Regions from separate parts of the Mus musculus genome. Here region 2 is linked to region 1. A link is a contact called in ENCODE Hi-C or POLR2A ChIA-PET data. All regions are on one chromosome and are shown on one strand. The core of a region is the stretch at or near the end of the contact, and the rest is flanking DNA. Distances in the headings are between cores, read along the strand shown. Region 1 holds the start of Psph (phosphoserine phosphatase). Region 2 holds the start of Sumf2 (sulfatase modifying factor 2).

Region 1 (3,521 bases), core at 393-2,892:
TGGCTGCTCTTCTAGAGGCCCTGCATATAACTCTCAACATCTAACATGGCAGCTCACAACTACAGCCCTATAGGATCTGATGCCCTCTTCTGGTAAGCAGATATACATGCAGACAGAACACCTATATACATTAGATAAACAAACAAACAAACAAGAGGTAGGTAGAGGCAGGAGGATCAGGAGTTCAAGGCTAGCCTTGTCTGCATAGTGAGACCCTGTCACAAAAACAAAACAAACCACAAACAAACAAAAAGCAGCTCCAATATATTCTTGGCTAATGTTTTAAGGACTTTTATATTAAGTAAACACGAGTCTTCTTCATGCCTCGTTATCATCTGCACAGCTTTTGTGGTTTTCAAACCTACAACTCCACTTGAAAACATTACACTAGCATACTTACTGCAGCCAGAAGAGCAGAGGTTTGGGAATAACTAAATGTCAGCCATGTGACTGGTTGTTTCTCTTTCCTTTTTAAATTTCCTGTATTCAGGACCTTTGTACCGGTTAAACCGGCACTCATCCTCTGAGCTACATACCCTATAGTTCTGTTTTCTTTAGACAGGGTCTTCCTATGTAGCCACGGCTGGCCTGGAACTTGCTATGCAGACCAGGCTGGCCTTGAACTCACAGAGATCTGCTTGCCTCCCGTGTTGTGACTATGCCTGGCTCTGTATAGTAGAAGAATAAGAATTTTTCTTTCCTATCAAAATGGCAAAGCCTTCAGTATATATAGCTCAGTGGAATACGTCCAATGGCATTACGAGTTGTCATCTGTGTGGAGAAGTGATTCATATTCATATACATGTTTAAAAATTCAGTACGTATCTATATGTTAAGTGCTCAACATACAGACAGGAAAAACACTTATACGCTTAATATTATTTTCTTTTTAAAAAAATGTTTAAAAGAATGCTTTCAAAGACTGGGCACCACTGTCCAGCCATTAGTTGTTAGTTTTTAGCAGGCTTAGTAGCTCATACCACTTTGGAAGTTGAAGCAGGACTGCTACGAGTTAGAATACCAGTCCGTGTTAGACAGTTCGTGGTCTAGCTGGGACATAGAATGAAACAAGGATTACTATTTGTTTCATTATTTTAAAAAAATTAAAACAAAATCCATTTTAGTTTTCAAGCTGCCTCAATGACCTGGGCCCTAAGAACAGACTGATCCTGAGTCTCCTCAACGCCCATCGCACCACTCCTAAAGCCATCTAGTACTTTCTACCTAGCGTAGTCCTCCCGTCAACCTCCGGGGTCTTAAAACGACCAGGGTACAGGGGAAGGCTCCATTTTCTGTGCTCCCCAATTTACGGATAAAACAGGCAAGGAAAAAAAAAAAATGAACCTGGGAAATCTCGCGAGAGTGTGAGGGAAGCATCCCGGAGTCCAGTAGCTAGAGACACCCTGCAACTAGAGGCCGACGCCTCTGCTTCCTGTCACACCCAGTCGAGTGCAGAGGCCGAAGCATCCCTCACACACGACCTGCAGGGCTTTTCCTGCACCGCGGAGCCGCGCAGCCTCCACGCTGCAAACTCTTAAAAGCGCCGAACCGTGACGCTGGGGGGCGAGCACAACGGAACCTTAAGATCCAGAGTGCCGATGACGGGAGAACCAGTTTCTCAGATGCGCAATGACGTCGCAACTGGGCGTGGTGGGCGGGTCTTAGAGAGACCAGCGTTGGATTAAGCCAATCAGCGGGCGGCAGGAGGGTCGCCACCCAATGGAGGTGCTCTGTGGGCACGCCGGGGGCGGGCCGGGTGCGTAAGACTTTTCGAGAAGACCCCGCAGAGAGCACGTTGTTCTCGGCCTCTCCCGGAGCTAGGCCAGCCATGGCGGCGGTAAAGACCCTAAATCCGAAGGCCGAGGTGGCCCGGGCCCAGGCAGCGCTGGCGGTGAACATCAGCGCGGCTCGGGGCCTGCAGGATGTTCTGAGGACCAACTTGGGGCCTAAGGGCACCATGAAGATGTAAGCCCGGGCTGGCGGGAGGGCGGGCCTGGCGGCTCGATGGCCGCAAACTCGAGTCGCTGCCTCCAGGCCTTCGCGCTAGCGTTTTCTTTCTCCCATGTCTGGGCTGCATCCCATCCAAACCCCCCGAATCCGCGCCTTTCGGGGTTGGCATTTGCACCTATTTCTTATAGAGGAAGAGAGTGGCGTGTGCAACCTTCCCGAACCCAGCCCCGGGCCCCGAGTTTACTGGGATGTAGGAGTAAAGTCCAAATTTCAGGGGATCTGTTTTTGTTACCTCGTTAGCTAGCAAATGAATAAAGTTCACTGAGACATAGCGCTTGGATTTTTTTTTAATTAGTCTTAATTCACTCTCTTTTCTCGCCTCTCGTATCCGTTCCTCAAATTGCGGTTGCTTTGGAGTCGTATATTTCATAGCCTCCTTTGGTTCCCTTTACACCTCATTCTTTTTTGTGGGAATTTTCTTTATGTATTTAGTTGAGATCGGGTCTGACTGATAAGTTACGGCTTGTCTGGAACTCCCTGTGATTCACTTGCCTTCAAGAGGGGATGGGGGATATACATTACCTCCCCTTGGCTGCTTTGTGGAATTCTTACTTGTTTTGTTTTAATTAGAAAAAGTCACATCCTTGCTCATCAATTCCTTCCCATTTGGCAGGCTTGTATCTGGTGCTGGAGACATCAAACTTACTAAAGATGGCAATGTGCTGCTTCATGAAATGGTAAGAGGCTGCCGGGCTGGGTTTAAAAAAAAATTTTTTTTTTTGACCTCTTGCTCCATTTGAGGTGAATAAAATTCTTCATCAGGTCATCATGTCTTTCAGGCAGAAATATAGGAAGTGCTTTAGTGGGTGAGGAACTCTGTCAAATGTGACACATGTGTTTGGATCCTTGGGTTTTTTGTTTGTTTTGGGGGGGTCTACTTTGTAGTCTGGGCTAAAATAAAAAATTGTATAAAAGAATATTGTTATCTCTACTTTAGCTAAATATTGTACCACATAGCTATAATCCCGGCACTCAGCCAGATCTCTTGAGTTCAAAACCAGGTAGAGCTACATAAGCATAGTGAGACCTTGTCTCAAAAACAGGGCAATGGGAAAGAAAACCAAAAAATAAATGCTCATCTTTCCACTCAACTGCAGGAGAAATGAAAATCTTACTTTTGTTTGTTTAAGATAAATCTCACTGTGCAGCCCTGCTTGGCCTCAAACTGGGATTAAAGCTATGCCTCTCACACCGGGCTGTCTTATAGTTATTATTTTTGTCCCAGGGATCATATTAAATTGACCCAACTACCCATTTCCCTCACTTTCAGGTCCTATAGTTCAAACCCTAGTAAAGGGGATGGCTTGAAATCCAAGCAAAATGTAGCCAGCAGTACTGTGCAGTCTTAGTGGAAGGCATTGAAAGAAGCCTGTCCATGTTGTACCCTAGGTAATGGTTTAAGTCATTTAAATAGTTCTTTTTCTACCTACAGCAAATTCAACACCCAACAGCCTCTTTGATAGCAAAAGTGGCTACAGCCCAGGATGACATAACTGGCGATGGCACTACAT
Region 2 (3,521 bases), core at 590-3,089, 60 kb after region 1:
TGTGGGAAAAGCAGAAAGCTTATGTGAGTAACCTAATAGAAGACATTTGGGAATGAGAGAAGTCAAAAGTGCATGTGTTGTGCGTCAACAGCAGTGTGTCCTGAGCAGAGTGTGCAGCAGTCTGCTAAGCAGTGAGCACTGACTGTAAGGCATTGCTAAGAGTGTTTGGAGAAGTCTTGGTTACTAATGGAAGAGTACTGTTCCTTTGTATTTAAAGTCCCTGAGGTTGACCTGATGCAGCCTGTGATCCTTTCAGAACTGAGGCAACAGGACCGCAGCCTGGATGCTGTCTTGCGCTGTAGTATAGAAAATTCTTATCTTTTGAAAAGGAAAAAAAAATATGGTCTCAATTGGCCCATGTTTTCTGTTTTAGAATTGGTAGGGTTCATAAAATATATGAAAAAAGCCTTTGGTGCTCTTGGTTATTTGCAGGTGAGCCGATGGTGGCTGCAGAGATGGGTGTGTGGGATAACTACTGTGTGAAGAAGCAGCTGCTACACTCCTGGTGAGTGTACACGATCATGGCGGCTCGCGGGCGGGCGGCAGACACAGCAGTTTGGGTTGATAGCTCATCTGTCCTCTCTTCCTCCTTTTCAGTACTGTGATCGCCACCAACATTCTCCTGGTCGACGAGATCATGCGAGCTGGGATGTCCTCTCTGAAGGGTTGAGGCCTGCCTGTGATACTACAGGATGTTGGGGGGAATGGTTATTTTTGTCCAAGCTTCAAGTGATTTGGAAAAAAATTTTCTCTTCCTGATTGGAGAAAAGAAACGGGACATTTGACACCTATTCAAATTATACTGTAAAATTTTATTTTATTTTTGCCTTGAGTATCTGAAGACACTCAAAGCAGCTCTTTTTCAACCCACTGAACAAGATGTTTTAGCTACACCGATACAAAAATTACATAAGATAAGCATGTTGTCTACCCTTGTTCCGTAAGTGTTCTTTGAAAGTTTGTAATGGTTTTCTCCTAAATAAGGCATGGTGACACATGCCTGTAAGCCTAGCCCTTTGGAAATAGTCCGGAATTTCTATGCCAACTCAGGCTACAGGAGACCCCAGGTCGAAAGAATAATTTGTTGTGGATGTATTTGAAATTATCCAGCCAACTCCCTGTTAAACATGTAAGATCCTTGCCAGTGTAAAACACATCTGGGTAATTTATGGGTTTCATAATGTCTAATAAATACTTAAAGAGTGAAGCTACTGGATCATTCACACTTGAAATGACTGAAAATGCTTCAGAAAAGCTAATAAAGCCAAGTTACTCCGTGGAGGCTGGAAGGTCAGAACTCTGCCACCCAACTTCCAGACATGGGAACACAAGAGGCTGAGAGAGTTACACATTTAACAGCCAAAAGGACGGTTGTTGAAGAATAAGGGTTTGGGTGAAACAAGATTTTTTAGGCTATTTTCTATCTTGGTTTTGCATCATACCTGTAACAGCTTATCTCTTTGGTTTTCATGTACTTGATTTTATGTGTGATACTTGGGGAGAGGGGCTGGCTCCGTATTCCACAGTGAGTGAGTGAACAGCTCAACTGAATAGAGGAAAATATCTGGGTGGAGAGTTGGCTCAGCTACGTACTACTGGTTCTCACAGACAGGCAGTTAGTGCCCAGCACCGTGGGCAACTTCTAGCCAGCTGAGACTGCAGCACATTGGACCTGCAAGGGTGTTAACATCACACAAAAGCAGTCAGATAAAATCAGAGTAGGATGGGTGTGGGCCTGTGTTCATTCATGGGCGGGCCTGACAGGCAAGCTCCCAAGGAGCGCCCTGCCATTGGTCACTGAGTCAGTGCGAGTGCGCAGGCGCGAAGAAGCGCCCGAGCAGACGCATGCGCTCTGAGTTCTGGTTCCCCAGCATGGGTTCCTTGCTCCCTCCGGTGTTGCTGCTGTGGCTCCTGTCCTGCCCCAGGCTTCAGCTAGGTCAGTGTGTGGCTCTGTGCCTATATCACCCTTATCCTTGAACACCTGAAAGTGACTGTATCCTGCGCTCTAGATGCTACCCTAACCTCGGAGGGGGTTTGCAGGGTCTCGGGCTACTTGCTGGGGCTGGCCATCATGAAACTGCACTTTTTCTTTTTTTTTTTCTTTTTTTGAAGCAGGGTCTCTTCTGGTATTCAGCCCTGTCTGGGGCGTTGGGAGTAAGGCATTCTGATTTTCCTTTTCTCCATTTCCATGTCTTGAGCTGGTGCACTCGTGTGACTCGTAGCTTTTATTTGTAGAAAGCTTTGAAAGTTAAAGATACGCTTAAGTCACATACATAGTAATCGGATACTCAAAATGTTGTTTAAATGCACCTTTTATCTCTAGTTACTTTTGGATTCAGTTTTTCTTAGGATATTTTATGTGTATGAGTGTTTTGCAACCTCGTATATAGGTGCACCACGAGGGTGTCTGGTGCCGGCGGAGGTCAGGTTGGATCCCTACAACAGAAGAAACATGGTTATAAACCACTGCTTGGGTGCTGGAGACTGAAAACGGAGCGTCTTCGAGAGCAACAGGAGCTCTTATATACTAATATCCTATTTTATTTTATACTTGAGGCAGAGGCTCAACTATGTCGCCTTGTCTGGCCTGGAACATAGACCAGGCTAACCTCAAATTCATAGAGATTCAAGCACTCTCTCAGCTAAGCTACGGCGCAGAGGCCCCTTGTTTAGGGGTTTGGTTTTTTTTTTTGGGGGGGGGTGAGGGTGGGTTATTTATTTATTTAATTATTTATTTATTTATTTTGGTATAAAGGTCTTGACTGTGTAGCCCTAGCTTGTCTTGAGCTTGTGATCTCCAGCGACAGCTTCTTTAGAATTGGGATTATAAGGCATAAAATATGGTCTTAGATTGTAGTTTGTTATGTGACAGAATCTCACTATGTAGACCAGGCTGGCCTCAAATCACAAAGATCCATCAGTTTCTGCCTCTGTATGCTGGGGCTTAGAGGTGTCCACTTTTTATGTATGTGTTTGTGTGCCGTGAGTGTACAGATACTGGCAAAGGACAGAAGATTTAACCTGGTCCTTAAAAAAAATTTAATTTTGGCTTTTAGAGACAGAGTTTCTCTGTGTATCCTTGGCTGTCCTGGACTCATTCTGTAGACCAGACAGGGCTCAAACTCAGAGAAATGCCTGCCTCTACCTTCCAAGTGCTGGGATTAAAGGGCCACCACTGCTCAACCCTAAAAATATTTTTTAAAATGTTAGTTTGTTAAATTACAATCAAACTACAGTTTATATTGCAGCTTGATATTTCATTCCCCTTTAATTTGAGATCTCCCTACTCACTCGGTTTTTTTTGCCCTCTCGGGATTATTCTTGAGATGGGTAGAATTGTATCAGAATGAGAAGAGGGTTAAATATAAGACCCTGAAAAGCAGGGTCTGGTTGCTTATACACCTTTAATCTCTTGAGAGGCAAAGGTAGGTAGATCTCTGTGACTGCCAAGCAAGGCTAGTCCATCTATATAGTGATTTCTTTTCAGGCCAGCCCAGGGTTGGAGTGGGGTGGGAGTAGGG

Evidence for each region. Hi-C counts contacts between places; a loop is a spot of excess contacts on that map. ChIA-PET counts read pairs that join two places held with the same protein, here RNA polymerase II (POLR2A).
Region 2: POLR2A ChIA-PET joins it to region 1 with 168 read pairs in Patski. The contact joins the promoter of Sumf2 here to the promoter of Psph in region 1. A Hi-C loop is called at or near these places in 5 of 37 maps with a recorded cell type or tissue (T-helper 1 cell, T-helper 17 cell, T-helper 2 cell and 1 more). POLR2A ChIA-PET finds 5 or more read pairs at or near these places in 5 of 5 experiments (Patski and embryonic stem cell).

Annotation. Positions count from the first base shown.
Region 1 is chr5:129,785,611-129,789,131 of GRCm38, forward strand. Psph (phosphoserine phosphatase) reads right to left here and starts at 1,643. Exons shown (of 8, transcript NM_133900.4): 1 at 1,345-1,643. Cct6a (chaperonin containing Tcp1, subunit 6a (zeta)) reads left to right here and starts at 1,746. Exons shown (of 13, transcript NM_009838.2): 1 at 1,746-1,965; 2 at 2,624-2,687; 3 at 3,443-3,521. The coding sequence starts at 1,829.
Region 2 is chr5:129,845,151-129,848,671 of GRCm38, forward strand. It overlaps Sumf2 (sulfatase modifying factor 2), which reads left to right and starts at 1,840. Exons shown (of 9, transcript NM_026445.2): 1 at 1,840-1,936. The coding sequence starts at 1,846. Cct6a (chaperonin containing Tcp1, subunit 6a (zeta)) reads left to right here. Exons shown (of 13, transcript NM_009838.2): 12 at 433-505; 13 at 598-1,293. The coding sequence ends at 670.